Regions from separate parts of the Homo sapiens genome. Here region 1 is linked to region 2. Evidence: chromatin contacts called from ENCODE Hi-C or POLR2A ChIA-PET data. All regions are on one chromosome and are shown on one strand. The core of a region is the stretch at or near the end of the contact, and the rest is flanking DNA. Distances in the headings are between cores, read along the strand shown.

Evidence for each region. A loop is a pair of places that touch in the nucleus more often than their neighbours do. ChIA-PET counts read pairs that join two places held with the same protein, here RNA polymerase II (POLR2A). Pooled maps may share reads with other maps.
Region 1: a loop to region 2 is called in a map of CD4-positive, alpha-beta T cell, with 2.9 times the contacts of the local background. The contact joins the enhancer-like site here to the promoter of DET1 in region 2. A Hi-C loop is called at or near these places in 2 of 168 maps with a recorded cell type or tissue (CD4-positive, alpha-beta T cell and naive thymus-derived CD4-positive, alpha-beta T cell) and 10 of 50 pooled maps. POLR2A ChIA-PET finds 5 or more read pairs at or near these places in 1 of 52 experiments (activated T-cell).

What each region holds. Positions count from the first base shown.
Region 1 is chr15:88,654,484-88,661,415 of GRCh38, forward strand. It overlaps ISG20 (interferon stimulated exonuclease gene 20), which reads left to right. Exons shown (of 4, transcript NM_002201.6): 4 at 932-2,000. The coding sequence ends at 1,048. Among named protein-coding and RNA genes, the nearest start is that of ISG20, 19 kb to the left of the region's middle. RefSeq lists an enhancer at 2,494-2,543. Within about 2 kb of position 4,913, at least 6 of the 41 ENCODE cell types and tissues checked have a DNase peak (open chromatin) inside an H3K27ac peak, as active enhancers do.
Region 2 is chr15:88,542,361-88,549,815 of GRCh38, forward strand. DET1 (DET1 partner of COP1 E3 ubiquitin ligase) reads right to left here and starts at 4,321. Exons shown (of 5, transcript NM_001144074.3): 1 at 4,180-4,321. LOC124903547 (a long non-coding RNA gene) reads left to right here and starts at 4,225. Exons shown (of 2, transcript XR_007064748.1): 1 at 4,225-4,481; 2 at 4,600-4,973. RefSeq lists silencers at 1-26, 4,125-4,484 and an enhancer at 5,051-5,925.

The DNA.
Region 1 (6,932 bases), core at 3,663-6,162, 110 kb after region 2:
TCTCTCGACAGAGGGACACCAAGAAAACGCAGCCAGGTCCAACAGCCCGCTGGCTCCCATGCTGGGTACCGGCCAGGACACCAGGGCTGAGCGGGGCATGCGAAGGGAGATGAAAGGTGACTGCACTGAGGATTTGCCCTGTGTACTCGCCTCTGCAAGATCCACATCTCAGCTGCACAACTGGCTGGCTTGTGTGTGAGCCTCAGTTTTATCATCAGTAAAATGGGGGAATAATCATATCCAGCTCAGAGGTTTAACTTCAGCCTAGTGCACGGAAGACATGGTAAATGGTCATCGCTTCTCCCTTGAATGGACCGAGGGCCCCCGACTCCCATAGCACTACCCCATAAAGTCTAGGCTCCCGACTTCGGCATTCAAGGCCTTCAGTGATAAATCCAGGCCCACCATCCGTCCCCACACCACCTTTCACACACCCCCTGCCCCCACCCTCGCAGGCCTCTTATTTTAGCTGCACATGCTCTCCCTGCCTCCGAAATGCTTGCGGCCTTTCCTTTCCATTTATTGACGCCCTTGTGTTCTCTCTGAGCAGCCCTTCCCTGTGTCCCTAGCTGGAGTTCCTCACTCCCTCCTCAGTGTCCTGAAGCTTCTTGTTAGAGCTGCTGCAGCCACTGCGTGTGTCTGACAGCAAGTCTGCAGCCTCTGCCTCCCTTGCGGGACTGCAGGTGACTTGAAGGCACAGCCTGGTTCCCAGGAGGCTGGCTTTCGTGCCACTGGCCCCAGGGCTGAAGGCAGGCCAGCTCCAGCCACCTGCTGAGTCTCCTAAGTCCAGAGTGTCAGAGACCTCAAGAGACTCTCACCCACTGACCCACCTGGGGACTCTGGAAATCGGGATGTGACCAGGGAAGACCCTGTCACGGGGCCTCTGAATTCAGCCTCATCCCAAGTCCCCACTCTATACTTGTGTCTGCAGAACAGCCTGCTTGGACACAGCTCGGTGGAAGATGCGAGGGCAACGATGGAGCTCTATCAAATCTCCCAGAGAATCCGAGCCCGCCGAGGGCTGCCCCGCCTGGCTGTGTCAGACTGAAGCCCCATCCAGCCCGTTCCGCAGGGACTAGAGGCTTTCGGCTTTTTGGGACAGCAACTACCTTGCTTTTGGAAAATACATTTTTAATAGTAAAGTGGCTCTATATTTTCTCTACGCCATCACTGGGTCCTCTTCTTATTCTTCTCTCCAAGCTGGGTTAACAGTAGACAGGACCCATTTCTGTGTGATGTTAGGAGGGAATGAAGTCTTATGCTGGGGAGGTGGGCAAGTATCAATTTCCTTAATATCTTGAATCCTGTGGGTCCAAAATGTGGCTTGGAAATCTAAGTAGCATGTGGCTTAATTACTAATCCCACCCTTTGCTGTTGCATCCCAGCCCTATTCCTGGTGCATTTATGCCCAGAGAGGTGGCATTATTTCCTGGGGTGGCATTCAGCTCCTCTTGAGTTGGTGCCACAGCATTTGTGGGCTTTGAAGCAAAGGTACAGGAAATGTCAAGGGTGCCACCCCGGCAACCTTGAGCAAGTCACCCCTCCTATTTGTAAAATGAGGAAGGAAAGGTAACAAACTGTGGAGTCAGAGAGAAGTAGGTTGGAATCCTCTTTGTCATTTAGTAGCTGTTTGACCTAAGGTGGTTTACTGAACTTCTCAGTTTCTCCATCTGTAAAATGAGAATTCTAGCAACTCGTAGGGTATTTGTGAGATGTTGCAGGCAAAGCCCCCAGCACCATGCCTGTCCTAGCTTAAGCACCCACCAGGTGTCGATAAGTAATTGTTCTTCCCTGGACTGCCTGCACATCTAGGGCACCCCAGGAAGAGTCACCGCACTCTGTTTCGGGGCTCGGCTCTCTGAGGGGAGGGCATCCTGTATGGGGAGGAGGGTCTGGACCAGAGCTGTCCCTGATCGCTAGAATCAACGGCAGAATTCTTGTTATTTTAATAATAATTAATAATTTAGTGCTTCCACTAAATAAAAATCATTGGAATGGTGTCCAAGCAATTTTTTTTTTTGAGATGGAGTCTCACTCTGTCACCCAGGCTAGAGTGCAGTGACTGGATCTCAGCTCACTGCAATCTCCACCTCCTGGGTCCAAGCGATTCTCCTGCCTCAGCTTCTCAAGTAGCTAGGATTACAGTCATGTGCCATCACACCTGGCTAATTTTTGCATTTTCAGTAAAGATGAGGTTTCGCCATGTTGGCCAGGCTGGTCTCAAACTCCTGACCTCAAGTGATCCACCCCACCTCGGCCTCCCAAAGTGCTGGGATTACAGGCGTGAGCCACCACCGCACCTGGCCAAGCTGTTCCTTTTTTTAACCTCCACAGGTGATTCTGGTCCTAGGGTTTTTGAGTCACCTGCAGTGCTTTCTCAACCATCCCAGCACCTGAACACGGTGCTGTCACACTACAGTGAGCAACTGCATCACCTGGCAGGTGCTGGGTCCACCCCCAGAGTTTCAGATGCAGTGGGTTGCGGTGGAGCTCGAGAATGTGCAAGTTCCCCATTCTAACAAGTTCCCCGCTGCTGCTGGCCCGGGGGCCATGCTATGAGAGAAGCACTGCCTAAGCATCAGGTGTTAGGATGTGCAGCCACAGTTGAGAGCTGGCCCCAGGGCTGGGCGCCACCAAGGTGCACTCAGTCACAGGTCCAGCCTCTCCCCATGCCGCCTCCCTTGGCTGCCTGTTCATGCAGAGAGGTCCACAGCCCGGCAAGATGGGTCCCAAATGGCCCACTGCACAGATGAGGGACTCGACCAAGGTTAAGAACCCAAGAGATTTCAATCCAGACCTGCCTGATCCCCAAACTCAAGTGTTTTTTTCCCCTCAGCTGTCCTAGGATGGCAATGCCTCCCATCTGAGCCACTGACCTCTGGGAAGCTGGAGGGCCCCCTCCCGTGTCTGGAAGAGGTGGGAGATGCAATCTACTCTCACAGGGTTCTCTCCCACCCTGTCCACAGGGTTTCAAGGTGATGACCCAGCCCCCTGCAGTTTTATGATTTCTTACGTGCCTTCAAGGCTGCTGGGTGCGTCGGCCTTGTCTGGCTATGACTGGCCACCAGGTGGTGGCCGTGGGCCGTCTGTCCTCCTGAAAGCTTCGAGGGCAGAACCTGCATAATGAACATTTTGGGATGAGGTGTGAGGGACAGTGTCTTCAAAAATGCCTAGGGGGCTGCTCCAGGGATGCTCTAGGCAGTCTTCACTCAGCCACAGATGCTAAGGCTCAGAGAGGGGTTGGAGCATGATGCAGCCTGGCCTGGGAGGTGAGCCCAGGCTTTCTGACTCCCAGCCCAAGGTTCTGTCCATGGCTTCAGGCTTCCTTGAGAGGAGAGACAAACCAGGTTTCCTGAAGTCAGAGCAGTTCAAAGGGAATTTCCAGCCCGACTTGCTTAGATGCCCTGAGGGGAGAGAAAACCGGGGAGGTGCCCACCACCCCCACTCCCAGGCAGGCAGGACCCCGGAGAGCAGCAGGTGCGGCAGTCATGTAAAACACAGGCAACGAGAGCTCTAGAAAGAGCACCAGCTTTAGAGTCAGCTGACCTGGGCTGAGGCTCTGGCTTGAGTCATGGCGGGCAAGTGTCTTACTTCTGTGACACTCAGTATCCGCAGCCACCATATGGGCTTTCCTGCCACGCAGGGCTGAAAAGAAGATTGAGAGTCTGTATGCAGGGTGCCCAGCACTGGGCGGGGGGCCGGGGCAGGAGGGGCAGGGGCTGATAAACAGCATCCATCACTACTGATCTAAAAATCAAGAGCTGCCTTGGGGCTGCCCCTCTAGACTCCTCAACACAATTGGAGTCGATGCCAGCAAATGCGGGGTTTATTCTGATGAGGTTTGAGGATGGGAGAAGGAAAGGCGATGTTTATTGAGGTGGTAATGTCTAGCCCACGGGGAGCCCTATCTGGGGTCCCAGTCAGGGCAGGCAGCTCAGGCTATCTGGTGTCCCCTGAGCCGATGGGAGGGCCTGCGTCTTAGCAGGTACTACTTCCTCCTCCTGCAGCTGCCCCAGCTGAGCCTACAGGGTACACCTAGAGAGAGAGAAAGGTGGGTGTATTCCAGGCATCTATTCCAAGGGTCACAGATGAAAATGTCTCAAGGGCCTGTCCTGAAAAATAAATGACTGAAACAGACCAGCTGTGCTGTGGGGAACAGGGAGTGTACGTCTTGCTGGAGCAGGCAGTTACCACTCAGCCCCAGCTTGCTGCGGCCATGCACAAGTGCTGGCCATTGTGCACATTGTCAGGGCTGTGTCTGGCCCACAGGCCACCAGTCTGAAACCTAAACTCCAGTCCACCTCCCAGCTGATACCTGACTCTTTCTGACTGGGAGTCATCTACCCTTGGCCTGGATGTGTCCAAGGACAGAAAATCAACTTCTCAAAAGCACTTCTCAGAGGGTGGGGGCCCTGGATTTAGGCATAGCAAGGTTTGTCCCCCTCAAGCTCACGCCCACAAGAAATTCAATCCCACTTTAATGAGGTGACCTGTGACACATCTTCAAATGGTTTTCATGTCACCATCCTCTCCCGTGAGTCTTTGACTTTCCAGGTTAAATGTACTCATTTTCTCAATGTTTTCCTTTTATGTGAAACCCCTCCCGATTTCTCCTCTACCCCCCGCCAGCTGCCCCCCTACCCATTCCTACAACCTGGCTTCCTTGTCCCTTCTCTCCCCACACTCCCCAAGCCCCGCTCTCAGTGGGTCCTTAACAAACGGGGAAAAGGTGGAGAGAGAAGCAGGACCCAGGTGAGCTGAGGGAAAGAGCAGCATCCACCATCCAGCTGAGGCTGGTGGAAAGACCTGCGACACTGGCAGGATGAACTAAGGTGTCAGGGACAAGAGTCACTGCCTGCCACCTAACCGTGCAGGCATCAAAGAGACTTTTTGGGTAGCTGGAAATAACAGTCTAAAACACGGCCCCACCTTTCTGAGCACACCTGAGTCACCTCTGACTCAGACCCAGACTCCTGGGCTGACCCAGTGAGGGGATTGGAAAGGCTGCCCCGCCCCTCTCAGTCCCCTTTTCCGTCCCCTCTTCCAGCCCATCTCAGCCAGAATAGAGAAAAGTGCGGCTTCTATTCAGGGGTGTACTCACGTTCCTCCTACCCTGAACCACTGAATGTCTCCAGGCACATCCCAGCCCCTGCTTCCCCACTGTCCCCCAGCCCCATCCGAAGGCCCATTGTTGTCTCCAAGGGTGTCAGCCAGCCCTGTCCCAGTTCCAGGAGTGGTAACCAGCACAGCCCAGCTTCCTGTCCAGTGTTCTGCGGGCTGGGCCAGGCTCTGCAGCCAAGAGGCTTACTCACTGGTGGAACAATTTCTCCTCTATATGGAAAGAACATATGCTTTTCCTGCTGGGGGATGAGAGACTTTCGAGTAGCTTTGCCGAGACGTGGAGGAAAAGGCAAACGCTGGCCTAGCCCCAGCACCCAGATTTCCAGCAATGTTTGTCTTGTGGCAGAAGCTGCAGGCCTCTGTTCCCAGGCACATGGGGAGGCCCAGGGAACACTGCTTGGAACCCTTGGTTTTAGGGCACTGACCGGGTCCCCTCTTTCAGGGATGGATGTCCTGCCCTCCTCATTCTCCTATTCCATTCTCCCAATTTTAGGGCTAGAACAGAGCAGAAAGACCTGAACTTAGTTCTGCCAGAGCCCCTCTCCAGCCTTGAGGTCCCTCCAGAATGGAAATGTCAGTGCCCACCTCAGAGGGTGCTTGTAGGTTTATAGGGACACACAACAAGTACTTAAAAGACAATAACCACTGTGTTGTTATTAATGTTGTTCTCCTCCCAATGCATGTTTACTCAGCATCTCCTGTGTGCTGGGGGCTGTACTCGGCCCTGGGAATGAAGGTAGAGGAAGAGCTGGCTATTGCCCCCAAGCTGCTACCTGCCCCCGCTCCACCCCCTTAAACATGTTCATGTGCATACACCTGCAGGGCATAAGGCACAAATAATACAACACTTATGTTTAAAAAAAAAAACTAGTTTTTGAAATAACTTGGGATGGCCAGGTGCAGTGGCTCATACCTGTAATCCCAGAGCTTTGCGAGACCAAGGTGGGAGGATCACTTAAGGCCAGGAGTTTGAGACCAACCTGGGCAACATAGACCCTGTCTCTACAAAAAAAATACAAAAATGAGCCAGACATGGTGGTGCATGCCTGTGGTTCTAGATACTTGGGAGGCTGAGAATGGAGGATCACTTGAGCCCGGAGTTCAGTGCTGCAGTGAGCTATGATTGCATTACTGCACTCCAGTGGCATAGGCTAAATAGCAGAGAGAATACAGCTAAATGAGAAATTACTGAGCTAAATGACTTGGTTGAGAACCTCATCCAAAAGACATCAGGAAGGGATAAAGAAATGAGAATGAAAGACAAGTCAGGAGATAGAAAAGAAGAAATGTTCTGATCTATAGTAGCCAGCTTCAAAGACAGCCCTCAGTGATCTCTATCTCCTGATATTCACTTCCTTGTGTAGAAGTCAACCCACCTCCTCACAACATTGACTAGGTCAGACCTGTGTAACTGGTAGAATATTAAGGAACTAACAGATTGTAGTTTCCAAGTCCAGACCATAAATGTCAATGTGGCTTTCTTCTTACTCTCTCTGAAATCCCTTGCTCAGGGGTATGCCAACTGCCATGTTGGGGGGATACCCAATCAATCCTACAAAGAGGTCCACATTTGCAGGAACTGAGGGCCACTGCCAACATCAACTTGCCAGTCATGTGAGTGAGCCATCCTGGAATCAGATTCTCTAACACCAGCCAAGTCTTCAGATGATTGCAGCCTTGACCAACATCTTGACTCCAACTTTGAGAGACTCTGAGCCAGAATCACCCAGCTAAGTCACCCCAGATTCCTGACCTCAAGAAATTGCACAAGATAATAAAGGCTTAATACTGTTTTAAGCCATTAAGTTTTA
Region 2 (7,455 bases), core at 3,071-5,570:
TAAAGGAGCCACTCAGAAGCCCATAAACTTGTCTAAGACAACTGAAGTTGTCCAGGGGCCTGATGAGTCACCAGGAGCGTTTTTAGAATGTCTCCAGGAGGCTTATCGCATTTATACTCCTTTTGACCCGGTGGCTCCCGAAAATAGCCACGCTCTTAATTTGGCATTTGAGGCTCAGGCAGCCCTGGACATTAAGAGAAAGCTCCAGAAACTGAAAGGATTTACTGGGATAAATAACAGTCAGCTTTTAGAAATAGCCCAGAAGGTTTTTGACAATCGAGAGTATGAAAACAGAAACAAGCAACACAGGCAGCTGAAAAGGCCGCTGATAAAGCCTATAAAAGACAAGCAAAAATCTTACTAATGGCTATCCAAGAGGGCAGAAAGGAAAGGCCCCCATTCCAGAAAAAATGGCCAAGGAACCTTGGGTTCCCACCAGAAAAGTAAAAGAGGTGAACAGGCCTCTCTAGGAAAAGACCAATGTGCCTATTGCAAGCAGACTAGGCACTGGAAAAAGGAATGCCCACTACTGCCACAAGAAAAGTCAGAAAACAAAAAGTTCTCACCCTGCCTGCAACAGAAGAGCCTGAATGACAGGGCCGTGAGATACTGTCATCTCTGGATATTGGGGTTTGCGGAGATTGCAAAGCCCTTGTATACTGCTATAAGAGGTAATGGCCCATTGATTTGGACAGACACCGAAGAACAGGCTTTTCAAAATCTGAAAAAGACTTTAACTGAAGCCCCTGCTTTAGGCCTCCCAGATACCTCAAAGCCTTTTCATCTGTTTGTCCATGAGAGCCAGGGAATTGCTAAGGGGGTGCTTACTCAGACTTTAAGACCTTGGAGACACCCAATGGCTTATTTATCTAAGAGGCTGGATCCTGTGGCCTCTGGATGGCCAAGTAGCAGCTAGAGCAAGCCTAGTCCAAGAAACTGATAAGTTAATTCTGGGCCAGGATTTAACCCTTACAGCTCCTCATGCTGTAGAGACTTTACTACAAAGTGCTTCAGGTAAATGGATGTCAGATGCTTGCATTTTACAATATCAGAGTTGTTGAATCAGCCTCGTTTGACTTTCTCTCCCACATGGTGTTTAAATCCAGCTACTATCCAAGACTGTAAGGAACTGTTAGAAACTACCGAAACTGGCCGACCTGATCTTCAAGATGTGGCCCTAGAGAAGGCGGACGCCGCTGTGTTCACAGATGGTAGCAGCTTTCTCAAGCAGCGAGTATGAAAGGCCGGTGCAGCTGTTACCACGGAGACAGATGTGTTGTGGGCTCAGGCTTTACCAGCAAACACCTCAGTGCAAAAAGCTAAATTGATCGCCCTCACTCAGGCTCTCCGATGGGGTAAGGATAAACGTATTAACATTTACACTGACAGCAGGTACGCCTTTGCTACTGTGCATGTACATGGAGCCATCTACCAGAAGCGTGGGCTACTCACCTCAGCAGGAAAGGCTATCAAAAACAGATCAAGCAGCTCTCCAGTGCACAACCTGCGCCCAGGTAAATGCCAAGCAAGGTTCTAAACCCAGCCTAGGCCACCGTCTCTGAGAAAACTCGCCAGAAGAAAAGTGGGAAATTGACTTTACAGAAGTAAAACCACACCGGGCTAGGTACAAATAGCTTCTAGTACTAGTAGACACCTTCTCCAGATAGACTGAAGCATTTGCTACCAAAAATGAAACTGCCAATACGGTAGTTAAGTTCCTACTCAATAAAATCATCCCTCAATATGGGCTGCCTGCTGCCGCAGGGTGATAATACACCTGCCTTCACCTCGTCCATAGCTCAGTGGGTCAGTTAGGCGTTAAACATTCAGTGGAAGCTCCATTGTGCCTATCGACCCCAGAGCTCTGGGCAGGTAGAACACATGAACCGCACCCTAAAAAGACACTCTTACAAAATTAATTTTAAAAACCGGTAAAAATTGGGTAAGTCTCCTTCCTTTAGCCCTACTTAGAGTAAGGTGCACCCTTTATCAGGCTAGGTTCTCACCTTTTAAAATCATGTATGGGAGGGCGCCGCCTATCTTGCTTAAGCTAAGAGATGCCCAACTGGCAGAAATATCACAAGCTAATTTATTACAGTACCTACAATCTCCCCAACAGGTACAAGATATCACCCTGCCACTTGTTCAAGGAAACCATCCCAATCCAATTCCTAACCAGACGGGGTCCTGCCATTCGTTCCAGCCAGGAGAACTAGTGTTTGTTAAAAAGTTTCAGAAACAAGGACTCACTCCTGCTTTGAAAAGACTTCACACCGTCATCCTCACGCCAATGGCTCTGAAGGTGGATGGCATTCCTGCTTAGATTCATCACTCCTGCATCAAAAAGGCCAACAGAGCCCTACTAAAAACAGGGGTCCCCAGGCCTCGGTCAGGCCCCTTCTAAAACTGTGCCTAAGTCAGGACGTGTATTTGCAAACACCACTTGGAGGGCCGGTACCTCTAAGGAAGTCTCCTTTGCAGTTGATTTTATGTATACTGTTCCCAAAGCCAGCCTGTACCCACGAAGAGCAACACAATCTGCTTGTCCCAAAAGCAGGAAGTGTCGACCTTGTAGCAGGATTTGGGTGCTCTGGGAGCCAAACTGGATGTGTGGAAGTGCCAAAGGTGCAGAAAAAGAACTCCAAAATGTTGACTTTTACCTCTGTCCTGGGAATCACCCTGACGCTAGCTGTCGAGATACTTATCAGTTTTTCTGCCCTGATTGGACATGTGTAAACTTAGCCACCTACTCTGGGGGATCAACCAGATCTTCATTCGGTAACTCGTGCTTCTCATCCTAAATTATGTACTAAAAAAAAAATTGTAATCCTCTTACAATAATATTACGGCATGTCATGGAAATTAACATTTTATATTCCAGGATTTGATGTTGGGACTATGTTCACCATCCAAAATAAATAAATAAATAATAGAAATAAAAATCCTGGTCTCATGGAGCCCACCCAAGCCAATCGGGCCTTTAACTGCTCTAGGTGACCCTATGTTCCAGAAACCCCCTGACAAAGTTGATTTAACTGTTCCTCCACCATTCTTAGTCATAAAAGATACCCTCCAAAAAGTTCGAGAATATCTAGATAGGCAACAACAGGAACGAGAAAATAACATCCCCTGGTATCAAAACATGTTCCACTGGAACCCCTGGCTAACTACTTTAATCACTGGGTTAGCTGGACCTCTCCTCATCATACTATTAAGTTTAATTTTTAGGCCTTGTATATTAAATTGGTTTCTTAATTTTGTAAAACAATGCATAGCTTCTGTCAAACTTATGTATCTTAAGACTCCCCTTGTTAAAACTGAGGAATCAATGATTTGATTCCCCAAAAACACAAGTGGGGAATGTAATGCCCAACCTGGTTTTTACTAACTCTGTTTTTAGACTCTCCCTTAGCTAAGAGAGCCAGACAGACTCCATCTTGGCTCTTTCACTGGCAGCCCCTTCCTCAAGGACTTAACTTGTGCAAGCTGACTCCCAGCACATCCAAGAATGCAATTAACTGATAAGATACTGTGGCAAGCTATATCCACAGTCCCCAAGAATTCATCTGATTGATAACACCCAAAGCCCCACGTCTATCACCTTGTAATAGTCATAAAGCCCCTGCACCTGGAACTGTTTACTTTCCTGTAACCATTTATCCTTTTAACTTTTTGACTACCTAACTTCTGTAAAATTGTTTTAACTAGACCCCCCCTCCCCTTCCTAAACCAAGGTATAAAAGTTAATCAAGCCCCTTCCTCAGGGCCGAGAGAATTTTGAGCGTTAGCGGTCTCTCGGTCACCGGCTAATAAAGGACTCTTAATTCGTCTCAAAGTGTGGCGTTTTCTCTAACACCCCTGGGTACAACACACTAACTCACTGTGTGGTACTAAGTCCTTTACCCTTGCTGGGTCTCAGTTTCCCTATGGGAGAAGGTGCACATGTCCCTCAATTCCTTGCGACGGCCTCTAAACCAGAAGGGGATGCCAAGGGGCGGGCACACATACCCAAAAGGGCGCCCCCGGAAAGAAAAGCCTGGGGCGGGGCCTCAAAGGGAAGAGAATGCTGAGGGAGGGCGGGGGCCGCGGGGCCTCTGGGCATCAGCGTCATGCAGGGAGGAGCCTGCCGGGGAGGGTCTGACGGGCTTGGAGGCTGGGCCAAAAATGGTAAGTCCTCACCTGTCTGGTCCGGGCTCAAAGAGCCAGGGCGAGGGATGCCCCAGCCTGTTCTGTGCGCGCCTCCCCCTGCCCCGCCCCCGCCATGCCCCAGGACTCCTGCACCCGCGGCTGCACGTTCCCGTTTCCGCCAGCCACCGGAACTGCGGCCCAGCAAAAAGGGAAGTAGGGGAGAGCACGGCACTGTTCAGCCAACACTAAGAGACAGGTACAGCGCACCCTTGTGCCCGGAGGAAGGATCGAAGCCGTAGAGGCTCCATGGCTCCGAAGGAAAAATTAAAATGGCACCTAACCTGGCAATCTCTGTGAGTCCCAATGGCAGTGTCTCTGCACCTGCTGGGCACATTTGAAAAAATATGAATAGAATTAATTTTTCACCTATTGATTAGATGCTGAGAAACTTCCTACTCTGTTATCTTCTAGATGGCGAGCACCTTGAAGACTGAGATTGTATTGATCATCTCTGACTAACAGGGAATTTGCCTTGCTAGTTTTAAGATGGAGTTGATTTTAAAATGATGTCACTCTGGCTCTCGTAGGCTCCTGCTTCCCTAACAAAAAGACCTTCAACATCATTAATTATCAGAGAAATGCAAATCAAAACAATGAGATACTACTTCATACCCCTTAGGATGGCTATAATATCTTTAAAAGGAAGATATCACATACTGGTGAGGAGGTGGAGAAATCAAAAGCCTCATACACTGCTGCTGGGATGGGTGCAGTCACTTTCATGGGCGTCCGTGTGAAGAGACCACCAAACAGGCTTTGTGTGAGCAATAAAGCTGTTTATTTCACCTGGGTGCAGGTGGGCTGAGTCCGAAAAGAGAGTCAGCGAAGGGAGATAAGGGTGGGGCTGTTTTATAGGATTTGGGTAGGTAAAGGAAAATTACAGTCAAAGGGGGCTTGTTCTCTCACGGGCAGGAGTGGGGGTCGCAAGGTGCTCAGTGGGGGTGCTTTTTGAGCCAGAATGAGCTAGGAAAAGGACTTTTACAAGGTAATGTCATCACTTAAGGCAAGGACCGGTCATTTACACTTCTTTTGTGGTGGAATGTCATCAGTTAAGGTGGGGCAGGGCATACTCACTTCTTTTGTGATTCTTCACTTATTTCAGGCCATCTGGGCTTATATGTGCAAGTCACAAGGGATGCGATGGCTTGGCTTGGGCTCAAAGGCCTGACATTCCTGCCTTCTTATATTAATAAGAAAAATAAAAATAGTGTTGAAGTGTTGGGGCGGCAAAAATTTTTGGGGGGTGGTATGGAGAGAGAATGAGCGATGTTTCTCAGGGCTGCCTCAAGCGGGATTAGGGGTGGCGTGGGAACCTAGAGTGGGAGAGATTAAGCTGAAGGGAGGTCTTGTGGTAAGGGGTGATATTGTGGGGATGTTAGAAGAAACATTTGTCATATAGAATGATTGGTGATGGCCTGGATATGGTTTTGGATGAATTGAGAAACCAAATGGAATAACAAAAGGAGAAAAACAGGTATAAAAGGTCTAAGAATTGGGATGACTCAGGATATCTGATTAGAGAGTGCCTAAGGAGATTCAGCATAGTCCTGCCAGCAAAGATTATTTATTTACTTCAAGAGTTAAGAGTGGCAGTTTGTGGATAGCACCTGGAGATATCAGCTGTGATGGCTTAGAAAAACAATGTAAACAAGAGCAGGGCAGTGTAAACAAGAGCAGGGCATGTATGAGTAGTTGAGAACGGTGAATAGGAGTATGACTAGACAGAAGATAGCAGGGATGACAAGTTTTTTTGGGGCACAGTCTAAGTTGGTCTGGTGTCTGGAATAAGACTGGGGCCTAATAAAAAGGAGCATCTATACAGGAGCTTAAATGGGCTGTACCCTGTAGCATTCTGAGGACAGGCCTGAATTCTGAGAAGGGAAAGTGGTAAAAGTATTGTCCAGTCCTTTTTAAGTTGGTGGCTGAGCTTGGAGAGGTGTGTTTTTAAAAGACCTTTAGTCCATTCTACTTTTCTTGAAGACGGAGGACTGTAAGGGATATAAAGGTTTCACTGAATACTAAGAGCCTGAAAAACTGCTTGGCTGATTTGACTAATAAAGGCTCGTCTGTTATCAGACTGTATTGAGGTGGGAAGGCTAAACTGAGGAATTATGTCTGACAGAAGGGAAGAAATGACTGCGGTGGCCTTCTCGGACCCTGTAGGAAATGCCTCTACCTATCCAGTGAAAGTGTCTACCTGAACTAAGAGGTATTTTAGTTATCTGACTCAGGGCATGTTGAGTAAAGCTAAGTTGCCAGTCCTGGGTGGGGCAAATCCTCGAGCTTGATGTGTAGGGAAGGGAGGGGGCCTGAATAATCACTGAGGAGTAGTAGAAAAGCAGATGGAACACTGAGAAATTATTTCCTTGAGGATAGATTTCCACGATGGAAATGAAATGAGAGGTTCTAAGAGGTGGGCTAGTGGCTTGTACTATAGCATAACCTGCCTTTGCTGGTGTGTGGCGATTAGGCCTGGTGGAACCACCTTCAATAAATCAAGCGTGATCAGGGTGAGGAACAGGAAAGAAGGAAATTTGGGGAAATGGGGTGAATGTCAGGTGGATCAGAGAGATACAGTCATGGGGGTCAGGTGTGGTATCAGGAATAATGTGGGAGGCCGGATTGAAGTCTGGGCCAGGAACAATGGTAATTGTGGGAGACTCAACAAAGAGTGAGTACAGCTGAAGGAGCCAGGAAGCAGAAAGCATATGCGTCAGGTATGAGGAAGAAAATAGATTTTGGAAGTTACGAGAACTGTAGAGAGTGAGTTGAGCATAGTTTTTGATTTTGAGGGCTTCTAAAAGTATTAGGGCAGCAGCAGTGGCTGCATGGAGACATCATGGCCAGCCTAAAACAGTAAGGTCAAGTTGTTTGGACAAAAAGGCTACAGGATGCGATCCTGGTCCTTATGTAAGAATTCCAACTGCACAGCCCTGCACTTCAGCTGTGTGGAATGAAAAGGGTTGGGATGAGTCAGGGAGAGCTAGAGTGGGGCAGTTTCTAAAGCTGTCTTCAAGGAACGGAAAGAGGAGTGGGGAAAGGATTTAGGATCTATGGGGTCAGCTAGGTTTCCTTTTGTGAGCTTATATAATGGTTTTGTTAGGATGGCAAAACCAGGTATCCAAAGGTGAAAGTATCCAACCATGCCCAGGAAGGAAAGGAGTTGTTGTTTTGTAGAAGGGGTTGGGGTTTGAGAGATCAGTCGGACATGATTGGCAGGGAGAGCACGTGTGTTTTTATGAGAATTATGCCAAGATAGGTAACAGA